Regions from separate parts of the Homo sapiens genome. Here regions 1, 3 and 4 are each linked to region 2. A link is a contact called in ENCODE Hi-C or POLR2A ChIA-PET data. All regions are on one chromosome and are shown on one strand. The core of a region is the stretch at or near the end of the contact, and the rest is flanking DNA. Distances in the headings are between cores, read along the strand shown.

The links. Hi-C counts contacts between places; a loop is a spot of excess contacts on that map. ChIA-PET counts read pairs that join two places held with the same protein, here RNA polymerase II (POLR2A). Pooled maps may share reads with other maps.
Region 1: a map of ascending aorta shows a loop between it and region 2 (7-fold over the local background). The contact joins the enhancer-like site here to the promoter of H6PD in region 2. A Hi-C loop is called at or near these places in 2 of 168 maps with a recorded cell type or tissue (ascending aorta and gastrocnemius medialis) and 2 of 50 pooled maps. POLR2A ChIA-PET finds 5 or more read pairs at or near these places in 6 of 52 experiments (H1, HCT116, HEK293T and 3 more).
Region 3: a map of gastrocnemius medialis shows a loop between it and region 2 (4-fold over the local background). The contact joins the promoter of SLC2A5 here to the promoter of H6PD in region 2. A Hi-C loop is called at or near these places in 1 of 168 maps with a recorded cell type or tissue (gastrocnemius medialis) and 6 of 50 pooled maps. POLR2A ChIA-PET finds 5 or more read pairs at or near these places in 4 of 52 experiments (AG04450, GM10248, GM12878 and 1 more).
Region 4: a map with no recorded cell type shows a loop between it and region 2 (3-fold over the local background). The contact joins the enhancer-like site here to the promoter of H6PD in region 2. A Hi-C loop is called at or near these places in 1 of 37 single-sample maps with no recorded cell type and 2 of 50 pooled maps. POLR2A ChIA-PET finds 5 or more read pairs at or near these places in 3 of 52 experiments (B cell, H1 and activated CD4-positive, alpha-beta T cell).

The regions. Positions count from the first base shown.
Region 1 is chr1:9,371,345-9,378,663 of GRCh38, reverse strand. No RefSeq gene overlaps it. Among named protein-coding and RNA genes, the nearest start is that of LINC02606, 54 kb to the left of the region's middle. RefSeq lists an enhancer at 5,889-7,319. Within about 2 kb of position 2,468, at least 16 of the 41 ENCODE cell types and tissues checked have a DNase peak (open chromatin) inside an H3K27ac peak, as active enhancers do; they include ascending aorta and gastrocnemius medialis, where a contact is called at or near this core.
Region 2 is chr1:9,230,484-9,237,733 of GRCh38, reverse strand. It overlaps H6PD (hexose-6-phosphate dehydrogenase/glucose 1-dehydrogenase), which reads right to left and starts at 2,960. Exons shown (of 5, transcript NM_004285.4): 1 at 2,668-2,960. RefSeq lists a silencer at 2,548-3,107.
Region 3 is chr1:9,064,075-9,071,086 of GRCh38, reverse strand. It overlaps SLC2A5 (solute carrier family 2 member 5), which reads left to right and starts at 1,452. Exons shown (of 12, transcript NM_003039.3): 1 at 1,452-1,583. The coding sequence starts at 1,551.
Region 4 is chr1:9,008,450-9,016,011 of GRCh38, reverse strand. It overlaps SLC2A7 (solute carrier family 2 member 7), which reads left to right. Exons shown (of 12, transcript NM_207420.3): 6 at 770-895; 7 at 1,144-1,331; 8 at 2,377-2,487; 9 at 5,768-5,869. Among named protein-coding and RNA genes, the nearest start is that of SLC2A7, 14 kb to the left of the region's middle. RefSeq lists a silencer at 4,938-4,997 and an enhancer at 7,254-7,562. Within about 2 kb of position 4,776, at least 5 of the 41 ENCODE cell types and tissues checked have a DNase peak (open chromatin) inside an H3K27ac peak, as active enhancers do.

The DNA of each region.
Region 1 (7,319 bases), core at 1,219-3,718, 140 kb before region 2:
CCTGGCTAATTTTTCTATTTTTAGGATAGACGGGGTTTTGCCATGTTGGTCAGGCTGGTCTTGAACTCCCAGCCTCAGGTGATCTGCCCGCCTCGGCCTCCCAAAATGCTGGGATTATAGGCATGAGCCACCGCGCCCAGCCCTGAGTCTGAATCTTGATGTCCACATGTATCTGGCACAGAAAAAAGGGTCATGATATGTTTGCCAAATGGGACGATGGAGACTGTGGGTCTGCAGCAGCACCTGTATGCCCCACCCTGACAGGACCTCTCAGACTTGGGGGCTAGGCCCCGAAAGGGAAAGGCGCTTGCTGGCTCGTAAGTGGCCAGGACATCCTCAAGGTCTGTCCTCCAAAGCGGTGTCTGGGCTGGGCTTCTGCCTCGGCCTGGGGGCTTCCCTCGGGGGAAACGGCATCCCCAGCTCATCCTTCCAGCAAGCTGGGGGTGGGGTTGCTCAGAAGGGCCCCCAGCGTCCAGGGACGGCTGCAGGAGACCCAGGAGGAGAAGCTGCTGGGCCACAAGGAGGGGTCTCTCCAGAAGGCATAGACGTGCCTCGGGATGCTTATCTTTCCCTCTTTCCCATAAACAAATTTTATTAGATTAAGACCTTGGGGCCGGGTGCGGTGGCTCACACCTGTAATCCCAGCACTTTGGGAGGCCAAGGCAGGCGGATTGCTTGAGGTCAGGAGTTCGAGACCAGCCTAGCCAACATGGCAAAACCCCATCTCTACTAATAATACAAATACTAGCCGGGCGTTGTGGCGGGCACCTGTAATTCCAGCTACTCAGGAGGACGCGGCACGAGAATCACTTGAACCCGGGAGGCAGAGTTTGCAGTGAGCTGAGATTGCGCCACTGCACTCCAGCCTGGGCAACAGAGTGAAATTGTGTCCCCCCAAAAAAACAAAAAAACCCTTGGGCAGTGTGGGCTTTGAAGCCTCCCAAGGCATTGCCCCATACACAGACCTCGTTTGATCTTTACAACGCCACAAGCTTGGCTGGAAGGTGTCATTATTCCCACTTGAAGGCAGGGGAAATTGAGGCTCCCTAGTCCAGGGTCCTGGGACCAGCAGTGGCTGGTGTCCTGAGTCCAAACCCCAGATCACCTGGGCCCTGGCCTGCATTTCTGTGCACTCCTGCAGCCTTCACCCCTGCAGCAGGCCAGCCTGGGAGCTTGCTAAGTTCCACCACCATTTCTGGGCTCTTCGGAGAGGGCGTCCTGCTCATGATCTCCTCTCTTTCTGATTCTCAGAAGGATTCAGAAGCAAAAAAAGGGAGCCGGGGCTGGGGCTGGGTAGTGCAGAAAGAGTTCCTTAGGGCTGCCAAAAACACAGGCTGGAGGGGTCTTCTTTGGCCCCAAAGGGAGGCAGGGTGCACGCCCCCTACACCCCGTCCTGCAGCCACTGGCTCGCTGCTCAGATCGGGGCCCTCTGAGGTGTCTCCTGCGAGGGAGAGCCAAATTCGAGCACATAAGCAGAGGATGTTTTCCTTCCTAGTGGACAAAACATTTCTGGCGCTTTCGGGAGGGGACTGAACACTCTGTCCACTTTGGCGAGTTCGGGATTCCTGGACGGACACAAGTGTGCTTTCACATGCAACAAGATTAATGACACAACCTCCTCCCTCCTGGGCCTTGCCCGCCCCACCTCCCGCCCCACCCCCTTCCCTGGTTACCCGCTTTGCTCCCGAGCAAATCTTCTAAGACGTCCATTCCAAGTGGCCTCAGGAAGTGAACACTGAGTCATGTGCCTCTCGCCACAGGCCTCCCCAGAGTGAGGAGGGGCTGAGAAACACCCTCCAACTCCAAGTGAACCCCTATAGTCTCTCTCGGAGAAATCCCACCGACCCTGACAGGGTGGGTCTGGCCTGGACACAGTGGCCTCCATCCACAGGTTGGTTCCACTGGTGCCTGCCTGGAGCTTCCCTGGTTCACCGGGATTTCCAGAAGATTGGGATACTTCCAGAAGTCCCTAGTTGAACTGGGACTGAGTTCCCAGCCCTGGTCCCCTGTGACCTTCCATGGTCCAATTAAAGAGGCTGGCATCAGCCAAAGTGAAATGAGTGGGAGGGACCGGGATGGAAGAACCTGCCAGTCTGTGCCACACCTCCCAGGCCACGCTCAAGGGGTTGGGGACGGTCCTGCTATGGAGGATCTGCTCCAAGGGGTGCCTCATTGCAAAGCTGTCTGTGAAATTTCTGCCTCTCCCAGAGGGTCCTGTAGGGAGCTCAGACAGAACATTCCAGAGCATTCTTAGGGTGCCTGAAGGATGTACTGAAATCAGGGCCCCATCACCACCTCAGGAAGGTGGGATGCTTCGGAAACCAGGCACCCCCCTCCGCTGCACTCGAGGCAGAATAGGCTCGGGCTGAGCAGGAGGGATCAGGCTGCCGAGCAAAGGCCTGTGGGCCAGTGCCAGGACCCTGAACCCGCCGGGGCAAGCTGAACTCTGGCGGGAGGCAGGCTGCTAACCAGTAAGCAAGTTGTAAAAACCCAATTCAGACACAACATCTGGCAGCTGCTTCAAATAGTTCTCTGTCTGAAGTTGGAGTCGCTCGCAGCCCTCCTGTAAATCAAACCGTGTGCACAGAGGAGACCTGTGCCGATCCGAGGCACCCTGGCTTGGCTGGGCCCCCGCCGAGCCCCCAGTCTCCCTGGCTCTTTAAATAGCCTGGGGTTCACATTCCATTTCCTTGTACGATGAATTCAGAGCAGGCCTGGCCGCAGAAGCTGCAGGGATGCAAGCTTCATCCGTCTGTCTCAGTGAAAGATGGGGGGAGGCGATGCTTGGCACTTGGGGCATGATGTCTTGAGCTCAGCCCCTATTTCCAATGACTCCTGGGCAATGCCCACCCTTCGCAGGGCCCAGGACCCACTCACTGTAGCCTGTCAGAGGAGAGATCAAGAGAGTCCAAGTCCTCTATCCAACAAGTTTCTGGTCTGAGCCTGGTCCTGTGGCTTCTTCTGGCCCTTGGTACTCATCTCTTAGAACATCGACCAATTAATTCTAGAGCAAATCTGGTCTCAGGGGACTGGCTGCAAGAGGCCAGGACAGGAGGCAGATGGCATGTCACGAATAAGGATGGGAGTCATGGCCTGTTGGGCAGCACCCACCATCGGCCTGGTGCTGAGCTCTTTTCTACCTGCTTGGTTTCATCGGTCTTCATGGCCACTCCAGGAGTGGGTACTATTACGCACTCTGCCCTGAAGGTGTGTGTGGAGGGTTGCATGGTGGCTCCCCTAGTCAGTGGCATGGGGGTAAGAAGAATTTACCAAGACAATTGTAGGTAAAGAAAGGCAAATTTATTAGAGAAAATATGGAAATACGTTGCAAGGGTGCAGATCAGCAAGAGAGATGTTGATTGCAATGAGACAAAGGCTTGCTGGGATTTTACAGGATGGTGCTTGTGCCATGTGCTGAAGAGGGCTTTGTGAAGTACTTACATGCCAAGGTTGCAGTGAGCTAACATGTGTTTTCCTATCAGCTGAGGGTCTGGTGATAGTTGGGCACGGGAAGATTGAGAGTTATTTGTGCAGGAGGGCGCTGTGTCCTGGACCATGAAGAAAGGCAGATTTACAGCTTATCTGCTTTCTCATCTTGCTTCCCCTTGGTCCCGCCAGCCTGACTCCTTTTCCCTAATTAGGACTCCACAGGTATGTCTTGTCCTAATCCTGAAAACTGTGAATGTGACCTTATTTGGGGAAAGGGTTTTAGCAGATGTCACTGATTTAAGAATCTTGAGATGAGATCATCCCGGATTATCTGGGTGGGCCCTAAATCCAATGACACGTGTTCTTACAAGACAGACAGAGGCACAGAGGGGAGGAGGCCATGAGAAGATAGAGGCAGAGATTGGAGCCATGCAGCCACAAGCCACAAGCCATGCAGTCAGAAGCTGCGGGAAGCTGGAAGAGGCCAGGATGGATCTTCTTTTTTCTTTTTAAATCACATTTATTGTTATTATTATGATTATTTTGAGACAGAGTCTCACTCTGTTGCCCGGGCTGGAGTGCAGTGGTGCAGTCTCGGCTCACTGAAACCTCTGCCTCCCAGGTTCAAGTGATTCTTGTGCCTTAGCCTCCCGAATGGCTGGGATTACAGGCGCACGCCACCACACCTGGCTATTTTTTTGTATTTTTAGCTAAGTTTTTGTATTTTTAACAGAGACGAGGCTTCGCCATGTTGGCCAGGTTGGTCTCGAGCTCCCAGCCTCAAGTGATCCACCCAACTCGGCCTCCCAAAGTGCTGGGATTACAGGTGTGAGCCACTGCGCCTGGCCATAGGCCAGATCTTTTTCTAGAACTTCTGGAGGGAGTGCAGCCCTGCCCACGCCTTGATTTTGGACTTCCAGCCTCCACAGCTGGGACAGAATAAACGTGCATTGTTTTAAGTCACCCAGTGTGTGGTACTTGGTTATAGCAGCCCCAGGAAACAAATATAATTTTGAAACTAGGGATCAGAGGAGCTGCACGAGGCCACAGAGCTCTTAACCACCCAACTCTCTGTTAGCCCTGGTGACCAGACTGATTTTTAGAAAACTGGATCTGATAAACTGAGGCCCCTGGGCTCAGGCAATTTCCCTGCAAGTTGCCCTCTAGGAAAGGGTCATTCATGGACTAGGTGACTTCGGTGAGTTTAGGAGCATAAACAAGGGTCTCTGGGTGCCCTGGGGGGTGGAGGAGTAATTATACTAGCTATGTTTATTGATTGCTTCCTGCGACCAGACCAGCGACCAGCTTCTAAGCACTTTACAGACATGGCTCACTTAATTCTCACAATAACCCTAAGAAGAGGAAATGTTCTCCCATATGATGAAATAAGGAAACAAAGACACAGGGAAGTCATGGGGGAGGGGCCAGGGAGTAGCTCCTTAAAAAGCCAATTGGAAATGAAAGACGCCAGACACAGAGGGTCACCTATTGTTTGAGACCATTGATAAGAAATGTCCAGAATAGGCAAATCGAGACAGAAAGTAGATTAGTGGTTGCCAGGGGCTGGGGGAGGGGAATGGGTAGTGGCTGCCTAATGGGTGTGAGGTCCCCATTGGGGGTGATGATAATGTTTTGAACTAGACAGAAGTGACAGGTGTACAATATTGCGAATGTACTACACGCCACACTGATGTGCATACTTTAGAACAGTGAATTTGATGTTATGTGAATTTCACCTTAATTACAAATAAAAGGGTGAGATAGGAGTACCCTGGGCTCAGGCCCTGATGTGCCCAGCCCTAAGCATGTGGGTCTCAGTGGCCCCGCTGGGAGGCAAGTGCTGTTCCCATTTCACAGATGGAGACGCCAAGGCTCCAGGCTTTAAAGCTACCATCCTGGACAGGAAGTGGGAAGCCAGGCGTCAGTCCTGAAGCCAGGCCCCTTCTCCCCAGTCACTCAGCCTCCACACATGGCCAGCCTGGAAGGTGAGGTTCCTTTTCCACTGGAGTTGATTCCACCTGTGGACATCAGAAACCCTGGCGGCCCCACTTTGCTGAACAGAAATCACTGGCAAAGCTGAACATCTTTCGAAAGGTAGGGCCCAGGGATGTAGGTGGGAGAGGGATTAAAATGTTTGCTTCTTAGGCTGTAAAGAGAGAGGAAGACATGCTCTGAGAGGCACAGTCCTGGGTTGATGAGGCCCTTGTCCCTACATGCTGTGCTGAGGTTGTGGGAAATACCCATGAGCAGCTCCCATGGGGATAGCCCTGCTGGAAGGGTCTTGCATGGGCCGTGGCTTGTAGACCCGAATGTTGTCTCCAAGCTCCTGGTTCAGCTTTCCAGGGTCTAATTTCCTTAGGGAAACTGAGGCTGAAGGATAGCCCTCAAGGTTTCCCTGCCTGGACTCCAGTATTTCTCCCTTGGACCGACTTTGTTCATTCCTAAGATGAGCACTTTTGTGCCTGGGTGAGAAGTTTTTGTGCCTGGCGTTGATGCCTTGATCGGCAGCTCGGGGACTGCCTGTGCTCTGAGACACAGAGCAGAGAGAGCTGGGAGGGCCACGCGAACAGAATCTTCTATACCCGTGGTCTCCAAGCTTCTGTGGGTCTCAGCCCCTGGCAGGGCTCTGAAGGACCATGGGGATACAGCAGAGAGGTCTGCATAGGTGCAGCTCTGCATGTAACTGCATGCAACTCTGCATGGACGCAACTCTGCATGTAACGCTGGGACCCCAGCAACCTTCAGGACAATGTTATCTGCGTCATCTATGGGTGTTCGAAGATGCCTATTCGCAGGCCCATCCTATTGCATATCAAGCTTACCAGGATTTTGCTTTCCTCCCCTAGGTTCCTCCGGGCGATTCAGATGCAGGGAGCATCTGTGAACTTCAGGGTGAAATCCCCGATTCGGTCCTGGTACTCACATGCACTTGTAAGACACATCTTTGGGGACAGCTGTAAGGTTCACCCCCAAACGCCACCAGGGAAGGGAGCTGGAGGAGACCTTTGCCTTTCCTGCCTATAAAGCAGACCCAGTAGAGGCTGCAATTGGGGTGGGGCAGGAAGACAAACCCTGCACAAGGTCAGTGCCACCTCTGTCTAGCTAGCTGCCCTCAGCCTGAGCTTTTCCACGGAGAATATTCCTCTACCCAGGAAAATCATTATCAGCCCGGCAGCAACAGCAGCAGCTGTTCTCTGGCCCAGGAAGAAAGGTTCCAGAGAAGAGTTAGTTTTCTCTTTTCTTACCAAAAAAAAAAAAAAAAATCAGAACCCAGGAGAGAACACCACGGTCTGAGTGCACCAGGGAGATGGTCGGCCCGAGTCCTGCCTGCCAGCAGCTGAGTCTCAAGAAACCCGAGGAGAGCCATGAGCGGCTTCCTCTGCATTTGCTGGGCCAGGACATCATTTGTTGACTCTAGAGCCCAGTCCCTAGCTCACGATTTCCTCCCTGGTTGCCATGGCCCCATACAGAAAACACAGCAAACTCCTGGCCCTGGGCAGCTCATTTATTTCAAATATTCCTTGCAGCTGGAATCCAACCATGTTTGGGTGTCTGGACTGGAGCATGAACTAATTGCTCTGTCTTCGGCCCCCTCCCCAGCTCCCCCGGCATAGTTTATGGTTCAGTAAATTCCACATTCCTCATCTCGTCGAGGAGCGGAGAAGGCGGGAGGGAAGCTTCGTGCTGAAGGGTGGGGACGGGAGGACTCTTCCCATCTATGGCCAAGCCCTGAGAGTCTGCTACCTGCTTGAAGGCAGGGGATTAATTACAACCACATGGGCCAAGTCTGCACAGATGGTTTTATTAATCCCACTCCCTTCGGCACAAAACCCTACTCCCCGAGAAGTCTCCTGGCAGCACAAGGGCCCTGATTTTTCCCTGTGCCTCCC
Region 2 (7,250 bases), core at 1,711-4,210:
GCTTACTACTTGGAACAACACTTTTAATAATAAAAGAGCTATTTATGGAGTATTTAACTATATGCCAAATGCTAGGCTATCGGTGTGACATGCATCACACCATTTAAATCTTGCCACAACCATATGAGGTAGGTAACATGATTATCCCCATCTTAGCAGGGAGTAGAGAGGAAACTAAGGCAAAGAGAAGTCAAATAACATGGCCAGGCGCAGTGGCTTACGCCTATAATCCCAGCACTTTGGGAGGCTGAGGCAGGAGGATCATTGGAGGTCGGGAGTTTAAAACCAGCCTGGCCAACACGGTGAAACCCCGTCTCTACTAACAATACAAAAATTAGCCAGGCGTGGTGGCAGGTGCCTGTAATCCCAGCTACTTGGGAGGCTGAGGGAGCAGAATCACTTGAACCTAGGAGGCGAACGTTGCAGTGAGCTGAGATTGCGCCCCTGGGCAACAGAGCAAGACTCCATCTCAAAAAAAAAAAAAAAAAAAAAAAAAAGAGAAGTCAAATAACTTACCAAAGGTCAAGCAGCTAGAGGTGATAGGATTTGAATACAGGCAGTCTGGTCCCAGAGCTAACCTTCCCGTAAAATGTGACTACATCCCTGAATGGCAAAATGTAAAACACTGTATTACATTTACACTGTATCAGTGTAGATACTGAACAGTGGTTTAAACCAGACAGGCTGTTTCTCTGCTCCATGAAGTCAAGCTGTTCCGAACACTAACTGCGGTAACCAGCCTCTGCCTCCCGGGTCCGCTTTGCCTTTCACAGTTCTTCCTTCTGACATCATGAAGACATCATGTATAAGCCTCAGTTGCTTTGTTGAAACGTGGAAGACCTTCAAGGGCTAGTTTTTGGAGAACTGGTTACATAAGAATATTCTGGATTCAAATCCCTGCCACTCAGTAACTATGTACCCTCAGACAAGTTATTTAACCTCTCTGTACCTCAACCACAGAATGGGAAAACAAATCGATGGGAAGCATGTAAGGTACTTAGCACAATGCCTGGCATACAGTAAGCACCCAAGAAATCCTAGCTGCTTTTTTTTTTTTTTTTTTTTAAGGAGAAGTCTAGCTTTGTCACCCAGGCTGGAGTGCAGTGGCACGATCTTGGTTCACTGCAACCTCCGTCACCGGAGGCAGGGCGGTTCAAGCGATTTTCCTGCCTTAGCCTCCCCAGCAGCTGGGATTACAGGCATCCGCTGCCCCCATGCCCAGCAAATTTTTGTATTTTTAGTAGAGACGGGGTTTCACCATGTTGGCAAGGCTGGTCTTGAACTCTTCAAGTGACCTGCCCGCCCTGGCCTCCGAAAGTGTTGGGATTACAGGCGTGAGCCACTGGGCCCGGCCAGAAATGTTAGTTTCTATCATTAAACCATTAGCTTCACGAATGAAGTCCTTCTTGCTAGCTTCTTGAACTGCTGTTAAAACCAACTAACCAGCTGGGCGCGGTGGTTCATGCCTGTAATCCCAGCACTTTGGGAGGCCGAGGTGGTGGATCACCTGAGGTCAGCAGTTCAAGACAAGCCTGGATAACATAGTGAAACCCTGTTTCTACTAAAAAATACATAAAATTAGCCGGGTGTGGTGGCACGCGCCTGTAATCCCAGCCACTCAGGAGGCTGAGGTGGAAGAATCGCTTGAACCAGGAGGAGAAGGTTGCAGTGGGCCGAGATCGCGCCATTGCACTCCAGCTTGGGCAACAACTAACCATCAACCACAGAAAAATGCCAAGGAAAAACTCAGACAGCTTTTCATGATCTTCCAATCATAATGATGAAAAATTAAAGGGATATGATGCATAATTTAAAATACGCTGTCTGGGCGTGGTGCTTCACACCTGTAATCCCAACACTTCGTAAGGCTTAAGCAGGAGGATCGCTTGAGCCCAGGAGTTCGAGACCAGCCAGGGCAACATAGTGAGACCACTGTCTCTACAAAAGGTTTAAAAATTAGCCAGGCGTGGTGGTGTGCGCCTGTGGTCCCAGCTACCCCGGAGGCTGAGGCAGGACGATGGCCTGAGCCCAAGAGGTGGAGGCTGCAGGGAACCGTGTTTGTGCCACTGTACTCCAGCCTGGGCAACCAAGCAAGACCCCATCTTTTATAAGTAAAAGATTTTTTACTTTTATATAAAAAAGTAAAAAGATAAAATAAAAAATATGCCCATTTGACACCAGTTTTCCCTCATCTGCTGCCTTTCATGAGCCATGGGCCTGTTGTGGGTGCAGGGGGAGTGGGCAAGGACACTTCTTTCCAGAAGTTCTCACTTCTGGCTAAGCATTCAAGGTTGGGTGAGCTGATTTTCAGAGATCCAGAGAGGTTTGCCCCTGGAAAACCGTTCACTAGATCCGGGTACGGGAAACGCTATGTGAAACCCGAGGGCCAATCAATGCCAAAGATTAAGCAGGTCCCGGGGGAAATCTCGGAGTTCCCCCTCTCCTGGAACTCAGTTCCGGGAAGCCCAGGGAAAGGACAGCTCGGCCGCTCGGGGCGACCCTGGAGGGAGCCTGGCCGCCTCCTGAGCAGTTCCAAAGCCGCCAGCCCCAGGCTCCGTGGGGCTGGCAGCGCAGGCTCCGGGGCTCGGCGCGGCCTCGGGCCCGGCGGCAGCGCGGGTTGGAGGCGCCGGGGCCGGGGCGGCGGCGGGGCCGGCGGGGGGCGCTTACTTCCTCTCGCGCGGCGGCGCAGGCCGCTCCTCCGGGACACGGCCGGGGCGGCGCTGAGGGCCGGGCCCGCTCCCGAGGGCTCCCCTGCGCCCTGGGCCGCACCTCCTCTTCCGCAGGGCCCGTCACTCCGACAAGTGCGCGTGTCACGCGGCCACGCGCCGCACGACACTCCGATACCGCCCGCGGAGCCCGCGGCGGCCGCAGGGGAAGGCGCGAGGCCAAGGCCAGCCCGGCCGCCACCCCGCCCCAGGCCTCAGGCCTCAGGCCTCCACCGCCTTGCGCTCAGCAAGACTGGGGCCCGGGCCGGGGGCGCGCGCGGCGGGGGCGCGCGCGGCGGGGGCGGGGGCGGGGCGGGGGCGCCGGCGAGGCCACGCCCTCCGCTGGCGGCCGCCGGGGCGGGGCCTCGGAGCTTCCGGGGCGAGGCGGTGGGTCAGCTCCGAGCCTCCGCCCCCGCCCTTCCCTTCGGCCCCCTGGTGGCCGTGCGTCCTAGAGCTGTCCTGCCGCGTCCGAGACGCGCGCGGGACCCAGAAGTGGCCGAGGGACGTGGTTGTGTCGTGGAGGGGACCCGGGGTGCTGGCTGCTCCCTACGATCTGGCACCCGCTCTGGGACTCCTCAGGCCTCGCTTTTCCCCATCTGTAGAATGAGCGGCTCGGTCTTTCCCGTCTTCAATATCCAGAGTAGGGATTTAGAAGTCGGAGCGCACACGCTGGCCACGCCTCCGCGCACAGCTTCAGATCTCTGCCACCCCTTATCACTTGTGTGACCCTGAGTTCAGTTTCTTCATCTGTACAGTGGGGACAATGGGAGTACCTGCCTCCGGGGTTGTCTGGCACTTGGGTGCTTAGTAAGCGGAAGCTTGGACCCGTGTGGCAAATAGAAGACTTTTGCTAAGACATTGCTAAGAAAGACAGCAAATGGAATCAGGGCTTCTCTGTAGGGTGAGAGGTATTTAAGTGAGAAAACGGGATCAGCTGCCTCTCAGAGCACTCAGTCCCCTTCCTGTCCCCCACCATTATCAGGCAGTAGGTGGCCCTCACCATGCTCCCCAACCTGCTCCCCACTTTTTCTTTTTTCTTTCTTTTCTTTTCTTTTTTTCTTTTTTTTTTTTTTTTTTTTTTTTGAGACAGGGTCTCGCTCTGTCACCCATGCTGGAGTGCAGTGGCGCTATCACAGCTCACTGCAGCCTCCGCCTCCCAGGCTCAAGTGATCCTCCCGCCTCAGCCTCCCAAGTAACTGGGATCACAGATGTTCGCCACCACTCCTGACTAATTTTTCAACTTTTTGTAGAGACGGGGTCTCACTTTGTTGCCCAGGCTGGTCTCGAACTCCTGGGCCCAAGTGATTCTCCCACGTTGGCCTCCCAAAGTGCTGGGAGGAGATTCTGACCTGAGAGAGAAACTGTGCTGCAGCTTTTTATTTCCCGATGGTTCCATTAGAGGTGGGAGCGTCTGGAACTAGCAGTGGCAACTTGGCAGTGGCCGGCAGGACTGAATGGGGCCAACAGGCATGATTACCACACAGGATGTTAGGCAAGGGGTTCCGGGAAGGCTGGGAACTGAGGGGAGCTGGGCCTCACCGTCACCAAGGCCAGAGGCCATCCGGGCGCCCGCAGAGGGCTGCCAAGCCTCGGCAAGGATTTAGGTCACACTGAGTGGGCCTGGCAGAGGGGGGAGCCAGGGAGCCAGGCACTCTCTGGGCTACCTCCACAGCTGGAAGTGAGCAGGAGGGCTTAGGGCAGGAGCGGGCCAGAGCAGACTCGAATGATGCCGGGACTCTTGGCCTAGAGCCCTTCCCATGTTCTGTGGCCCTGAGTGTGTCAGGCACCCACATAGCTCTGAAAACCAGGGCCCAGGAAGGCACAGATAGAAGTGGGCAGGTGTCCAGAGGCATGACCGGGGGTTCGTTTCCCAGATCTCCATGTGGCCATCAGAGGGTGATCTGCTACCTTGAGGGCTTCTTATAAATAGCCCCAGGTCAGGCGTAGTGGCTCATGCCTGTAATCACAGCACTTTGGGAGGCCGAGGCAGGTGGATCCCCTGAGGTCAGTAGTTCGAGACCAGCCTGGCCAACATGATGAAATCCCATCTCTACTAATAATACAAAAAAAAAAAAAAAAGCCAAGCGTGGTGGCGTGCCTGTAGTCCTAGCTACTCAGATGGCTGAGGCACGAGAATCGCTTGAATCCAGGATGCAGAGGTTGCAGTGAGCCAAGATCGCGCCATTGCACTCCAGCCAGGGCAACAGGGTGAAACTGTGTCAAAAAAAAAAAAAAAAAAAGCCAGGCACGGTGGCTCACGCCTGTAATCCCAGCACTTTGAGAGGCCGAGGCGGGTGGATCACCTGAGGTCGGGAGTTCGAGACCAGCCTGACCAATATGGTGAAACCATGTCTCTACTAAAACTACAAAATTAGCTGGGTGTGGTGGCGCATGCCTGTAATCCCAGCTACTCGGGAGGCTGAGGCAGGAGAATAGCTTGAACCTGGGAGGTGGAGGTTGCGGGGAGCTGAGATCGCGCCACTGCATTCCAGCCTGGGCAACAAGAGTGAAACTCGGTCTCAAAAAAAAAAAAAAAGAAAAAAAAACAAAGCCCCAAACCAAGTCAGTTGTAACCTGCTTACTAAGAAAACGTCCACCTGATTAGGTAACGTTGGGGTGGGGTCTGAGGGGGGAATTAGCCTAGGGGGTCACAATGCCCTCCCAACCCTATGTCCACTCCCACACCACCCTGAGATGTTTCATTTCTCCGCCTGTCTTTCCTCACCTTACCTTCACCTCAGTCTCATCCTGCCTCTGTACCTTCCAGTTTTCTCTGGGCAATCAGTTGCTTTGCTTTCTTTCCATCATGAAGACGATTAGGTCGTGCTAAGACCCAGTCATCCTGGTGTGAGAGTACTGCCACCCAAAACACAAAAATCGAAAACTTTGTCCCTGTGGGCCCTGGCATTGGTTTCTGCACCTTTGCCTGTCTGAAGCTTTTCTTGTTTCCGTGCTGACCGCAGCTACAAGGGACCAGGTGTGCCCAGAACCCCGTGAAGGAAGCCGGGAGAATGAAGGAAGCCGGGAGAAAGGAATGATGCCCCATGGGTGGTCCAGGGGGTGTCCTGTGACCAGAATTCTGTCTGTGGTTTATCTCGTGCTTTATAAGGAGCGCCCTGGGGCTCTATTTATGAAGTGGATTTTTGGGGATTTTTCTTCCTAGCCCTTTAACTGTGGTGTAGGCAGAAGTCAGGGTGAATTCAGCCTGCTTTACAGACAAGGAAAGTGAGACCCAGAGAGATGAATGACTCACAGAGATGCCTGTGGAGTTAGAAATAAAATCCCATTGCAGTTTCTATTTTCAGGTGTCACTCCCTAAGGCAGCTCTGCTGGCTTCGTCTTGCTTCTCGCAGGAGGTGGGGAGGGAGGGAAACAGGTAGAGATTTTTCAGCCACGAGTAGATCTTTTCATCCTCAGACATAAGGAGCCTCTTTTTAAAAATTTTTATTTTATTTTTTGAGACGGAATCTCACTCTGTCACCCAGGCTGGAGTGCAGTGGCACGATCATAGCTCACTGCAGCTTCAACCTCCTGGCTCAAGTGATCCCCCCGCCTTAGCCTCCTGAGTACCTGAAACTACAGGTGTACGCCACTATGCCTGGCTAATTTTTTTCTTTCTTTCTTTCTTTTTTTGTAGAGCTAAGCCCTCACTATGTTGCCCAGACTGGCCTCTAACTCCTAGGCTCAAGGTATCCTCCCACCTCGGCCTCCCAAAGTGCAAGGATCACAGGCATGAGCCATTGTAACAGACCTTTTTTATTTTTTAAGATTAGCTTCCTAAAGTCCACATAAAGTAGTTATGTAATGGTTTCCATTGTTGCCATAACAATATACCACCATTTAGTGGCTTAAACAACCCAAATTTATTATCTTACAGTTCTGGAGGTCAGAACTTAGTTCTTACCAGGCTAAAATAATGGGTCAGCATAAATTCCTATCTGGAGGAGCCATTTCTGGTCAAGGCATAATTCAGTACCTTGTGGTTTTAGGACGGAAATCCCCGTTTCCTTGCTGGCTTCAGCTGAAGGGCATTCTCAGCTTCTAGAGGGTATCACACTCCTTGGCTTGTGGCCCCTTTCTTCCACCTTCAAAGCCAGCAATGGGAGATCCAGTGATTTCTCTCTCCCCTGTGCCCTTTTCAGGGTCATCTCGCTGACCCAGCTGGGGAAGGCTCTCTGCGTTTTTTTTTTTTGCTTTTTTTTTTTTTTTGAGACAGAGTCTCGCTCTGTCGCCCGGGCTAGAGTGCAGTGGCGTGATCTCGGCTCACTGCAACCTCCGCCTCCCGAGTTCATGCCATTCTTCTGCCTCAGCCTCCCGAGTAGCTGGGACTACAGGCGCCCGCCACCACGCCTGGCTAATTTTTTGTATTTTTAGTAGAGATGGGGTTTCACCGTGTTAGCCAGGCTGGTCTCGATTTCCTGACCTCGTGATCCACCCACATTGGCCTCCCAAAGTGCTGGGATTACAGGCGTGAGCCACCACGCCTGGCCGGGTCTCTGCTTTTAAAAACTCATGTGAGCCAGGTTTGGTGGCTCACACCTATAA
Region 3 (7,012 bases), core at 203-2,702, 170 kb after region 2:
CTCACTCCCCCATCGTTGATTTCCTCTCCCCACCCTACCCCTGCAATTAAAGTGCATTTTCTTTGGAAACTTTTTCTAGATCTTTGAAATAATTGGAAACCTCTGGTCTTGCTATGCGTTAGTCACAAGTCAGTGTGCTAGGACAGTGATACGCAGAAGAAAAAGACAGGCAGTAGCTGGTGAAAGGGAATGCTGAGTTCTCCCTTGTGAATAGGGACCCCCCCGACCCCCCAACACACACACACACACAGACGGCCACGCTGCTAGGCTTCTCACAGTCTCCCACCCTGAGCAACCCTGGGGATTTGCTGCTAATGCAAGGAACAGTGCCTAACACAGGCTCCCAGTCTCTGCTTGTTTAAAGATGCATGAGATTCAGAATCAATCACTAAAGTAACTGGATTTACGCCACAGCAAATAGAACTGGGAGTATGTTCTGTAAAGATGAAAACCTGTGGGACTTGTGAGACTTTGGATTTTGGCCACTTGCGCTGGTGTGCCCTGTGGCAGCTGAATGAGTGCCAAACATGGGGGGCTGACAGTGGCCTGGCCTTGAGATGGCCGGACCCGGACCAGCAGGTGTGACTCATTTTCCCTGCCCTGCCTGGAAAGGGGTTCGAGGTATTTACCACCTTCCCAGTAGTGATGAATACACAGAAAGTAACATCCCTAGGTCATTCTGAGCTCCTTAAAATGGAAAATAAGAGGCCGGACACGATGGCTCACGCCTGTAATCCCAGCACTTTGGGAGGCCAAGGAGGGTGGATCACTTGAGGTCAGGAGTTCGAGACCAGCCTGGCCAACATGGCAAAACCCCGTGTCTACTAAAAATATAAAAATTAGCCGAGCGTGGTAGTGCACGCCTGTAATCCCAGCTACTCAGGAGGTGGAAGCAGGAGAATCGCTTGAACTCGGGAGGCGGAGGTTGTAGTGAGCTGAGATCATGCCACTGCACTCCAGCCTGGGACAAGAGCGAAACTCCGTCTCAAAAAAAAAAAAAAAAAAAAAAAAAAACAGAAAATGAGAAACTTTCCCCAAACAGTATTACACGGTGACTTGGGCAAAACTGACTCTCCACCAAGAGACACTTGACTGTAGTTTTCCTGGCAGGGAGAGCATCTTTGAGGTCTCTAGTGGCCCAATCTGTTGCCCTCAGATTACCTGGTGTCATGTAGGGTGGAGGACAGCTGTTGTTTGCCATGCGTTCCTGACAGAAATAACCCTTCCAGTCATTCACCATGAGCCTGACTGGTAGAGACTTTAGCAATGGGGAAATACCGTAGACTGTTCCATCAGGACAATGCTGGGCCTGCAGTCCCCAGGGGGCACCCACTTACTTAGCCAAACCCCAGACGTTTCATTTAAAAGCAGAAGTGAAAGGAAGACCAGGTTCCTGAAAGGGTTATTCTGACTTAATCTGGCTATAAAAATGCTATTGGCTGTTATTTGGCATGGCCAAAGTGCACCCAGAATGTCTTCTCTCTCCATTCAGTGCACGCGTTACTTTGGCTAAAAGGAGGTGAGCGGCACTCTGCCCTTCCAGAGCAAGCATGGAGCAACAGGATCAGAGCATGAAGGAAGGGGTGAGTGTGTTGCTCAGGGAAAGGGGCCAAGAGCAGGCTTGGCTGCCAGGGCCTGTGCAGCCTTCCTGGAGAGTCGCTGGGGGGCTCCTGGTGTTGCAGAGGGAACTCTGTGTTGGGAGGGATTATGGTGGGGAGAGGGGGAAAGTCTTGTCCAGCAGGTGGTCTTTTATAGGGAGGAGAGAGGTTTAGAGACAAGTGCTCTGTGGAAATCATTCTACTGGAACAGCCTTTAACAGCAGGATCTGTAACTGAATGGAAGAGACCCAAAGGATTCATTTGTCCCAACTTGAACCAAACATGTTAGCTGCAAAATCCTTCTATGGTTGGTGAGATGTTTCGCTCTGCTTTCGTTTTGCTTTTGGCTTCAGGGCAGTTAATTTTTTCAGCAAGTAACATAGCTGAGCTGCATGAAAGCAAGATAAACTCAGAAAAGGCGTTGCTTGATTTGAATTTAGTTCAGATCTGTCACGTAGGTTTCCTGCCTTTTAGATCCTGAGGCTCCCTTGTTTTAGAGAGGAAAGATTTTCATGGACTCCTGCAACGTAATTGCAGTTTACTTTCTAGATTCCCTTGATTGAGGAAAATGCATAATGTCAGAAAAGTAACACTGACTTATTAACACTTTATAAGAATTTGCATTTATTCATCACAATAGCATCTGCTTATATTTGGAGTGGAGGAAGGATAGTGCACATTTTTGCAAAACAGCATTTGTTCAGGCATGGATGTGAGACCCTCACCATAGGCAGACTGGAAACATGCTCTGTAGCACATAGATTAAGAGTGGGTCTTGGGAGGCTGAGGTGGGTGGATCACCTGAGGTCAGCAGTTCGAGACCAGCCTGGCCAACATGGTGAAACCCCATCTCTACTAAAAATACAAAAATTAGCCAGGCGTGGTGGCAGGTGCCTGTAATCCCAGCTACTCAGGAGGCTGAGGCAGGAGAATCACTTGAACCTGGGAAACAGAGGCTGCAATGAGCTGAGATCACGCCATTGCACTCCAGCCTGGTCAACAAGAGCGAAACTTCATCTCAAAAAAAAAAAAAAAAAAAGAGTGGGCCTGGGAAGTAGAAGCCCCCAGGATTCATTCCTGCTCCATCCTATTCTAGCTGTGGGACTTGGGTAAGTTCTTTAACTCTTCAGTGCCTCAGTTTTCTCATTTGTAAAATGGGAGTAATAACCATACCGCCTCATAGGGTGCTGGAGCAATTAAATGAGATAATGCATGTAAAGTACCTGGCACAGAGTGAGTTCCCCGTAAATGTTACTACTTTTCTTTCTCTCTCTCTCGCTTTTTTTTTTTTTTTTTTTTGACACAGAGTCTTGCTCTGTCACCCAGGCTGAAGTACAGTGGTGCGATCAAGGTTCACTGCAACCTCCACCTTCTGGGCTCAAGCGATCCTCCCACCTCAGCCTCCCAAGTAGCTGGGATTACAGGCATGCACCACCACACCCGGCTAATTTTTGTATTTTTAGTAGAGATGGGGTTTCACCATGTTGGCCAGGCTGGTCTAGAACTCCTGACCTCAGGTGATCCGCCCGCCTCGGCCTCCCAAAGTGCTGGGGTTACAGGTGTGAGCCACCGCGCCCGGCCATCGTAAATGTTACTACTTTTCAATCATTCTTTAGGCTGGTTTCTCCACCTCCGCGTGATTTCCATTTGGCACTGGCTAACGCTTCGTTGTAGGGGCTGTCTTGTGTGTTATAAGATGTTTAGCCGCGTCCCTGGCTCTACCTTCTAGACGCAGTAGCTCCCTCCCCCAGGAGTGACAACCGATGTCCCCGAGAGGGCAGAATCCACTCCCAGCCCTCAACTGAGAGGCACTGCTTTGGAGTCTACTCAGCCCCTTCGCTTGGGTCATCTTGTTTGTCTTACAACTAAGAAAGTGTTAGACAAATCAAGTGTCATCACCTCCATTTTATAGAAAAGAAACGGAGGTGATGAGGACTTAGGTGTTTGGGGTCCAGGGAGGTCCTCCGCTGTCCAGAGAAAGGCACAACTGCCACGTTCCCCACGTCCACCAAGTCCAGCTGCAGAAAGGAATGGAAACACCCCCACGTGGCAGGCCCTGAAACTGAGTAACACATTGCGAAAGGAAATGATTCAGATGGCCACATGCGAGAGGCATGGGCTGACCCAGCTGCCTGCTGCCTCAGCCCTCCAGGGAAGGAAGCCTCCTCTGGGCCAGAGGGATGAAGGTGGGGATGGGCTTCCCGCTCCTGAGAGCAGCCTGCCCCTTGGGGAGAAAGCTGGGGCGTGCTGGGCTTCCCAAAACACTCTGAAGGAAGCGATCCCAATGGTCTGTAAGAATCCGGGAAATCATTAAGTGCAGCCGAGAGGGGAGGTAGGAGCCAAGGAGAAATGCGGGGGCAGGCGAAGGCTACAGAGGCTGCGCGGTCCGGGGAGGAGGGCGTCTGGCAGTATGGAGCCAGCTGCCTGCCCCTCAGTGGTTGTGTGGCAGTGGCCTCACTGGCCTTTTCTCTTCTTTTTCTTTCTTTTTCCTTTTTTTTTTTTTTTAATTTTGAGACAGGGTCTTACTCTGTTGGCCAGGCCAGAGTGCAATGGTGGGATCATAGCTCACCGCGGCCTTGAAGTCCGGGGCTCCAGCAATCCTCCCACCTCAGCCTCCCGAGTAGCTGGGACTACAGGCATGTAGCACCACCCTTGGCTAATTTTTAAATATTTTGAAGAGACGGGGTCTCACTATACCCAGGCTGGTCTTGGGCTACTGGGCTCAAGTGTGCCTTCTGCCTCAGCCTCCCAAAGTGCTTGGATTGTAGGCCTGAGCCACTGCACTCAGCCCTGCTTTTCTCCTATGTAGAGGGCAAACACTGACATCTATCAGATGTGCACCAAGGACTTTCTGCCAGGAAGAAAAGACTGTTGGTCTGAAAGAAAAAAAAATAAAATGGATTAGGAAAAGAAAAAGGTACAACAAGGTATTTTACAACTACATAAGAATTGAGGGCCAGGTGCAGTGGCTCTGGCCTATAATCCCATCAGTTTGGGAGGCCGAGGCAAGCGGATTGCTTGAGCCCACAAGTTTGGGACCAGCCTGGGCAACATGGCGAAACTTGGTCTCTACAAAGTGTACAAAAATTAGCTGGGCATGGGGACCGTGCCTATAGTCCCAGCTGCTCTAGAGGCTGAGGTGGGAGGATCGCCTGAGCCTGGGAGGTAGAGTTTGCAGTGAGCAGAGATAGTGCCACTGCGCTCCAGCCTGCGTGACTCCAGCCAGAGTGAGATTCTGTCTCAAAAAAAAAACAAAGGATTGTTGAATAAAGTTCCCCACCTCAATAAAAAGATGCCGAAGTGCTTTGGAAAATAAAGACACATTTTTGTGGAGTGGCTCCACCAGCAACTAGTTGAGTATCCTAGAGCAACTGACACCCCTCTGTGCTCTCCGGGTCCTCACTGATATTCATTTGTAATTAATGGATTAATTAACCCATTTGTAACACCTACTACAGACCAGGCATGGTCCTAAGTGTTCTATACCAGTGAACTCATTTATTCCTGTGGTGGTATCATTATCCTCAAAAAAAAATTTTTTTTTTGAGGCAGGGTCTGGCTCTATCACCCAGGCAGGAGTACAGTGGCACAATCACGGCTCATTGCAGCCTCCTGGGCTCAAGAGATACTCCTGCCTTGTTTTTAAATTTTTTCGTAGAGACGAGGTCTCACTATGTTGCCCAGGCTGGTCTCAAACTCCTGGGCTCAAGCCATCCTCCTGCCTCGGCCTCCCAAAGTGCTGGGATTATAGGCATGGACCACCAGGCCAGGCCCATTATCCCCATTCTAAAGGTGAAGGAACTGAGAAGCTCAGGGAGTTGCCCAAGGCCACACAGCCCAGCAGAGCCAGGCTTCGAGCCCACACTCCTGGGCTCCAGAAACTGTGCTCCAAACCACCGCAGCGGCTGACGATGCTCATCTCTCCCTGCCCCTCCCACTACCTGTTTGTGAAACTGAGTTCAACAGTGTGATAAAGTGACATAGCTTGAAGTACTGATCCTCCATGAGCGCTAACTACTCCGGGGTGTTTGCATTCTGACTGCAGATTCCTAACAAGGAAAAGCTTTGAACTGAGAGAATGTCTCTCTGACAACAGAAACTTCAGGATGGATTTCTAAGGGAGATGGTTTGGGCTTCCTTCCCAGTGACCTTGAATCGTACCCTGTCAGAAGGTCAGCCTTGAGGATTGTCAACCTAAAAAAAGAAACTGTAGCAAAATGAATGTAGAGAGTGTACTGGGGCCAAGGTTGAGGACTGTAGCCCTGGGAAACACTGGGAAGTACTTTGGAGAGCATAGGAGAAGTTCAAGTTTTTAAAGAAAAAAGGACAAATCAGGAGAGGAGTGATTACAAACGGTGTTTGTTAGGAATTCTCACTGGTTTAGAGAAATGACATTGATTTAGTGATAGGCTATACATTTTTTTTTTTTTTTTTTGAGACAGAATCTTGCTCTTGTTGCCCATCCTGGAGTGCAATGGTGTAATTTCAGCTCACTGCAACCTCCACCTCCCGGGTTCAAGCAATTCTCCTGCCTCAGCCTCCCGAGTAGCTGGGATTACAGACGTGTGCCACCATGCCCGGCTAACTTTTGTATTTTTAGTAGAGACGGGGTTTCACCATGTTGTCCAGGCTGGTCTTGAACTCCTGACCTCGTGATCTGCCCACCTCGGCCTCCCACCAAAGTGCTGGGATTACAGGTGTGAGCCACCGCGCCTGGCCTACATTGTTGACTGTAGAGTATGCGCTGTGGTGTCCGGTGTATGGCATTGTTAGGCTAATTTACTGCTACTTGGTGGCAACACTCAGTGTAGAGTCCACATAGCAGGCAGATGACTTAGCTCACGTGGGAATAAGATGTGACTGCTGCTGTATTTCAGTGCTTTGCTGGCCCGGTCATTTAAAGGGGTACACATCCCCCAAAAAGTTTCTTTTCTTTCTTGGGGTGGTCGTTATTACTAAAGTCTCAAAATGTTCTCTGTATTATGAAAGGGAGGAAGCTGGTTTACTGACAGCATGAGGAATGTGGTTTCTGGTTTTCCCTGAAGCACAGCTCAGCGTCTTGGCAACCTCCTTAGCCTCTAAGGAGAGACCCTCCCGGTCACGGCTGGGGGTCACTGGGGCTTCTCATTTTAACAAGCTGGCCAGAGACCCGCACATCCTCTTCAGCCCCTCCCTTTTCCTTATGCCCTAATCCAGCCCAGTACCAAATTCTTTTTGTTCTCCCTCCTGGAAAGCAAAAAAAGAAAGAAAGAGGGCTTAAGCCTTCTTTCTACTATGTGCCTTTTAAAATGTAGTACTGCATCTTTATTGAGAATATATCTCAATACCATACAATTTCACCCCTCTAAAGTACACAGGCCCAGGCTGGCACTGTGGCTCACACTTATAAAACCAACACTTTGGGAGGCTGAGGC
Region 4 (7,562 bases), core at 3,527-6,026, 220 kb after region 2:
GTGGCTCATGCCCAGCATTTTGGGAGGCCAAGGCAGGAGGATCATTTGAGCCCAAGAGTTCACGACCAGCCTGGGCAACATAGCAAGACTCTGTCTCTACTAAAAATTAAAAAAAAAAAAATGAGCCAGGTGCGGTAATGCACGCGTGTAGTTCCAGCCACTCAGGAAGCTGTGGTGGGAGGATCACATGAGCCTGGGAGATTGAGGTTGCAGTGGGCTATGATCGCACCATTGCACTTCGGCTTGGCTGATAGAGCTAGACTCTGTCTCAAAAAAAAAAAAAAAAAAGAACTTGTCCACTTCCCACCATACCAGCAGGGGTGGGAGGCAGACGGAGACCCTGTTCTCTTAGTGGAATCTCAGTTCCCCTCCTTAGGCCAAGCCATCCAGAAGGAGCTCACTCAGACCCAGCGCAGGGTCCAGGCCCTGCCCTACCATGGCCCTAATGAGGCAGAGATTATCCCCTTTCCTGCTATAAAAGTAGGAACAAGACTGAGCTCATTTTCTCCGGGGTTCAAGTGTTTAAATCATTGCCTATTCTTTAGAGAAACGGTGTTCTTCCTGCAAAATAATTAATGACGTGTAAATTTGTATAACTCTCATGATTCCCTCCGTTTTGAATGTGGAAACCATTTGTAGGAGTACCCTGGTGAGAATGAAGTCCCCACAGTCCTTGGTTCACACATAGGAGCGTGACCTTCCGAGCACAGTGGTAGGTGGGCCAGGGGGTGCCCAGGCCCCGGGATCCTGAGTCCTTGGCTCCTTGCAGGCTGGCCGGTGCTTCTGGCGCTCACAGGGGTGCCCGCCCTGCTGCAGCTGCTGACCCTGCCCTTCTTCCCCGAAAGCCCCCGCTACTCCCTGATTCAGAAAGGAGATGAAGCCACAGCGCGACAAGGTATGAAGTCGCCGGCTACTCTCCCAGGCCCTGCCCACCCCGGGGGCCAGGCAGAGACACGGTCAGGGCCACAGTCAGGGTCGCCATGGGTCAGGGGTGAGAGCTGGGAGCTGAACGGGGTGGGGGGGTGGCAACTGGGGCACAACCAAGGTCAGGTCAGGGAATGGTGAGCTCAGGGCCAGCATGGGGGCTTGGGGCCCAGCCTGCAGGGAGACGGCCCTCTGAGCGGGTGGTTCTGCTTTCCGCAGCTCTGAGGAGGCTGAGAGGCCACACGGACATGGAGGCCGAGCTGGAGGACATGCGTGCGGAGGCCCGGGCCGAGCGCGCCGAGGGCCACCTGTCTGTGCTGCACCTCTGTGCCCTGCGGTCCCTGCGCTGGCAGCTCCTCTCCATCATCGTGCTCATGGCCGGCCAGCAGCTGTCGGGCATCAATGCGGTATGTGGGACGGTGGCCAGGCAGGGAGACAGATGAAGCAGACCCAGGCTTCATGGATAGCAACACACAGTTCCACCCACAGAGGCCTGGCCTGGCAGTGGGGCCAGGATCAGTCCAGGCAGAGCCAGATGTCAGGAAGAAACCTCACTCCTCTCTGCCTCCGTGCTCTGCCTCTCCCCACATGCCAGCTTCATTTTTCTCTGTTTCCCAGTCCCCAGAAGGAATGCCTCCTGCCAATAGTCCTTTCCCTTCTATACAAGAGACCAGCTAGACTGAGATGAGCTGAGGTCTCCTGGGTCCAAGCTCAGGTCACCAGGCCTGGGTTGGTAGGCCCAGCCTGTGTCAGGAGCCCATCTTGGGCCCACTTGTCTGTGATGTTTGTGGCATCGCTTTCTGCGACCGTGGCTCTTTGGCTGTAACTGTATCTAACCATGGTGTGAGGGAAGGGTGGAGATCTGACAGAAGCTAAAACACTGGAGATTGGGTGGGTGACCCAGTTGCTCCAGTGGCGTGTCGGGAAGAGGTGGCCTTGGCCTCAGGGATTCATGGATGTTTAACCAGTGATCGTGGGAGGGTAGATGGCCCAGGTGGGAGCCACCAGATGTGGAATAGCACACGTGGCCTTTCAAAGGGCTGTTTGTGCCAATGTCCTTGGCATGGGGCCAGAAGACAGACTCAACTTGCGGTTGGCTTGGCCCAGAGTGAGAGGTAAGAAGTCATTCTTTGGGATCTGAGCTCTTAGAGTAACTGAATGATGGAGGGAAAAGTGCTCTTGGAGGTCGTATGGTCTGACTTCCATTTTATAGACGCCAAACCTGAGGCCCAGAGAGGGAGGAGCTGCGACCCTGGATTCCAGGGCAGCGCCGGGCTCCACCCTGGTGTCCCGACTCCAGGTCAGGCCTCTTTTTCCCACCACCTGCTACCCTCTTCCTGTCCCAGGGTCCCCAACCCAGGCTTGCAGAACTGTGTGTGGCTTGAGTTGAGAAAGTTAAGCCAGCGTCCTGGGTCTTCCGGCCTGTCCTGACAGCCCTGTGTTTTTGTTTAGATCAACTACTATGCGGACACCATCTACACATCTGCGGGCGTGGAGGCCGCTCACTCCCAATATGTAACGGTGGGCTCTGGCGTCGTCAACATAGTGATGACCATCACCTCGGTGAGTGAGCAGGAGGCATCCTTCCTGCTGGAGGGTCTCTGGCCAGGTGCCGCCAGGCAGACAGGAGCCCCACAGAGTGAACTGAGTGCTGGTGGCCCTGGTCCTGGGGTCATTTAAGGGACATGGACTTTAGGATGCACACATACTAACTACCTGCATGACTTTGACCAGAAAACTCAAAATTCCTTCAGAGCCGGCCGGGCGCGGCGGCTCACACTTGTAATCCCAGCACTTCGGAAGGCCAAGGCGAGCAGATCACTTGAGGTCAGGGAGTTTGAGACCAGCCTGGCCAACATGATGAAACCCAGTCTCTACTAAAAATACAAAAAAATTAGCCAGGTGTGGTGGCACACACTTGTAATCCCAGCACTTTGGGAGACTGAGGCAGGTGGATGACTTGAGGTCAGGAGTTTGAGACCAGCCTGGTCAACATGGTGAAACCCCATCTCTATTAAAAAATACAAAAATGAGCTGGGCATGGTGGTGGGTACCTGTAATGTCAGCTACTTGGGAGGCCGAGTCAGGAGAATCACTTGAACTTGGGAGGTGGAGATTGCAGTGAGCAGGGAGATGGCACCACTGCACTCCAGCCTGGGTGACAAGAGTGAGACTCTGTCTCAAAAACAACAACAACAACAAAGAAAAACCTTCAGATCCAAGTTTCTTCCTTTGTAAAAATCATTATGGTGACTGCAATACATGGTATTCAAATGCAGGTACCCCTTTTTGTTGGTGCAGTTTCATGATTTCAGAGTTTAGTATTTAAAGTCTGAGCTACTTACGCTTTGATATATATGTTGCATGAAAAAGGGTCAGATGATCATGGCATTCCTTTCCCTAGACCATTTTCAAGTTATCTCCTGATTATTTTGATTCCTATTTCTTGAGTTGCCAGTGATGGTAAACATTTTCAAGAAAGTTATCTATTATTTGTATTTTCCCCAGAGCTAGTTTAAGTTCCAGTAAACTCTCAGAAGGTTTAGAAGGGCAGGGAGGGAGAAGTTAAGGAAAACAGTGGGAGAGGCTGACAGGAAAATTAAGGGAAGAGGACAGAGGTCCCCAGGCTGAAGTCTCAACCCCTTCCTCCTGCTGGATTTCTGTGGCCCCATCCCCAGTTTTCCCCTGGGGCAGGATCCATCCTTTATCCTCAGAGTCCTCCTCCTTGGGGATAAATGACCATAACTAGGACCTGCTTCACCATCATCCTACCTGGAGCAACCCAAGCCAGAAAAATACCCTTTCCCTCTCCCTGGAGGAACAGCATCTGGGAACCAGGCATACAGCAGGAAATTGACAGTATTTCCCTGATTTTTGGGGTGCACTTCGCTCCCATCCTGAATGGCAGTGATAGTCTGTCTGTTGGGATGTTGGGAGGACATGAGTCAGCTAACATGAGTCAAGGGGCTGTACAGGGCCGGCTCTGGTCAGCCATTAGGGATGGAGTAGAATGGAAATGGTATTAGAAGTAGAAAAGGAGCCAGGTGTGGTGGCTCATGCCTGTAATTCCTGCACTTTGGGAGGTTGAGGCGGGCGGATCACCTGACGTCAGGAGTTCGAGACCAGCCTGGCCAACATGGTGAAACCCCATCTGTACTGAAAATACAAAAATTAGCCGGGCGTGATAGCACATGCCTGTAATCCCAGCTACTCGGGAGACTGAGGCAGGAGAATTGCTTGTACCCGGGAGGCGGAGGTTGCAGTGAGCCACGGTTGCACCACAGCACTCCAGCCTGGGTGACAGAGTGAGACTCCACCAAAAAAAAAAAAAAAAAAAAAAAGAAGAAGAAGAAGAAGTAGAAAAGGAAGGAAGAAGTCGAAAGAATGCTGATCACAGGGAGTGTGGCCTGGGCTTGGTTGTTGGAGAAGGAGCTGGCTGAGTGGAGGGGTCAGTCCATCAGGTGGAAAAGTGGAGAGATGAGGGGCCCCGCATGATGTGAGCCCAGATTCCAGATGGCCTCAATGTCGAGTGGAGCCCCAGAGAATAGGAGGGGGCTATTTTTATTCTTATTCTTTTTATTTATTTATTTTTTAAACATAGAGACAGGGTCTTACTATGTTGACCCGGCTGGTTTCGAACTCCTGAGCTCAATCAATCCTCCTGTCTCGGCCTCCCAAAGCGCTGAGATTACAGGTGTGAGCCACTGTGCCCAGCCCAGGGGCTATTTTTAAATGTAGGTTTTATTCTTATTCAGGTATGGTGAGGCCAACAGATCAGGAGGTGGCTACTGCTGGAAAGACAGTTTGTTCCTCACAGATCCCATGAGGAGGGTGCGGTCCACGCCATTCCGGGCCTGCGGGGAAGCCCCAGGGTTGGTCAGGAAGCAGAGGCATGAAGGGGAAGTGTGAGGATGAACCTTTACTGTGGTTCCCACAGAAAGGAATGGGTGAGGCAGAGCGAGCAGGTTTAGGAGTAGCTGGTGTGAATAATTTCCTCAGGGTCGGGGACCACAGGGGCTGTGCCAGCTGTCTGGCCCCTGGCCCCCAGGGTGTTAGGGCAGGTGATGCTGGCCTTGCGTGTGAAAGCTCAGCAAAGGAAGACCTGGGGTGTGGGCCTGCATTGTTGGTTTGCAGATGAAAGAGGCACTCACTCCCAGACAGCGGTTTGTTTGCTATCAGTGGGGTGGGAAGGGCAGTCCCTCCAGGGCCATAAAGGTCCCAAGATGTCAAAGCATCAAACACAGAAACTAGAAAATGTGGTTATTCTAGTGGGTAGCAAGGGGTGCAGGGAGCCAAGATCCAGGAGGTCTGGAAATGAATGACCAGAACAAGGAAGGGTGGTGGTGAAGAGCATGAATGTCTGACCCATGTCAAATCAGCGGCCTGCATCCCACATGCAGGCAGCAGGGGTAAGAAAGGGGCACCTAAAAGGTGACGCACGGTGGCTCACGCCTGTAATCCCAGCACTTTGGGAGGCCGAGGCAGGAGGATCACTTGAGGCCAGGAGTTCGAGACCAGCCTGGCCAACATGGTGAAACCTCGTCTCTACGAGAAATACAAAACTTAGCCGGGCATGGTGGCAGGTGCCTGTAATCCCAGCTACTTGGGAGCTGAGGTAGGAGAATCACTTGAACCTGGGAGGCAGAGGTTGCAGTGAGCTGAGATCGCACCACTGCACTCCAGCCTGGGCAGCAAGAGCAAAACTCCGTTTAAAAAAAAAGAAAGAAAGACAAAAGAAAGAAAGGGGCACCTAAGAGGGGCCCACAAAAGGAAGTGGAGGCTCGGCCCAAGAACCGTGGGCGCCAGGCCAAGGCGGCTTCTCACTGTCCCCCTTCCCCTCCAGGCTGTCCTTGTGGAGCGGCTGGGACGGCGGCACCTCCTGCTGGCCGGCTACGGCATCTGCGGCTCTGCCTGCCTGGTGCTGACGGTGGTGCTCCTATTCCAGGTCTGACCTCATTTCCTGCCCCCTGGGTGGGGAGTCATGGGGAGGGTGGGAGGTCCCCTGACTGAACCGGGCCCGCTGCACCAAGTGGTTGGTTCTGAGTCCCACTGATGGCATGCATCCTGCCTGGAAAAGTACTTTGCAATGCCCCATCCTGAAGTGAATGTCACAGATGGCTTCATTTACCTACACCTGCACATGCAAATAAGTAACCGGATAGATGGTCCAGCTGTCATGGGAAAGAGAAACAAGGAGGACAGTTTGCAATAAAATATGTGCTTCAATGCGTAAATGCAAGGATGCCACCGCATTAGAAAACATCTATGGGCGGTGAACAGGTGTGGGTTAAGGAAAGACCAGAAGTCACCCCATTCGAGAGGTAGAAGGAGGCTGAGCACAGTGGCTCACTCCTGCAATCCTAGCACTTTGGGAGGCCAAGGCAGGAGGACCCATTGAGCCCAGGAGCTCAAGACCAGTCTGAACAACATGGTGAGACCCCATCTCTACAAAAAATACAAAACGTTTTCTGGGTGTGGTGGTGTGCACCTGTAGTCCCAGCTACTCAGGAAGCTGAGGTGGGAGGATCACCTGAGCCTGGGAGGTCAAGGCTGCAGTGAGCCATGATCGCACCATTGTACTCCAGCCTGGGGGACAGTGAGACCCTGTCTCAAAAAAGAAAAAACAAAACAAAACTACGAATCATTTTTCAGTAAGACTAAAACACAGCAGACCACCCAAACAAGAAGTACATCATTTTAATTTGCAGTGTTCTCAGCCTGTATGTATTATCCACGTTCTACGGAAGTGATGAAAATACGTGGTGTGTCATGATATAAAATCTCTAAAAAGCAACCAGCATTCTGTGTCTCCGAGGCAGCCTCTTTGCTGTTGCTTGTGCAGGAACGGCAGCACTGTCCTGAGCCCTTTCAAATGGAAAATATATCAGCAACGCAATTGCACATGAGTACAAGAATGTGTGAGGAGCTCATTCTGTCATGTAGAGCCAAGATCTTTGCTCTTTTCCTTCTTTTCCAAGCTGCCCTCTCTGCAATGACTTGTCCTTAACCACCAGAGAGTGCAGAGAGCTCCATGTGGGAAAGAGCTGGGGGATTCAGGGAATGACCAGGAGGCCAGGGCCTGCGGGGAAAGCAAGGCCTGGCGACGAACAGTGTTAGTGATGCTCATAAATCAATTAAAGTTTCCCTCGGAAAGAACTTTCTTCTTTAATTTTAAAACCAGTATAAGTTCTCAGCCAGACGCAGTGGCTCACACCTGTAATCCCAGCACTTTGGGAAGCCAAAGCGGGTGGATCACCTGAGGTCAGGAGTTCTAGAGCAGCCTGACCACGTGGTGAAACCCCGTCTCTATTAAAAATACAAAATTTAGTCGGGTGTGGTGGCGTGTGCCTGTAATCCCAGTTACTCGGGAGGCTGAGGCAGGAGAATCACTTGAACTCAGGAGGCAGAGGTTGCAGTGAGCCAAGATCACAGCACTGCTCCAGCCTGGGTGACAGAGCGAGATTCTGTCTAAAAAAAAAAAAAACCAATATAAGTTCTTAGCAGAACCTTTAGGGATTCTAGGAAGTGAAAAGAGGTGAGCACGACTGAGCGCCACCTGCAGAGACCACCGCCAGTGACACTTCTGAAACCTAGGGGCATCCCCGGTGGCTCTTTCACTCCTTCTGTCCAACCAGGGG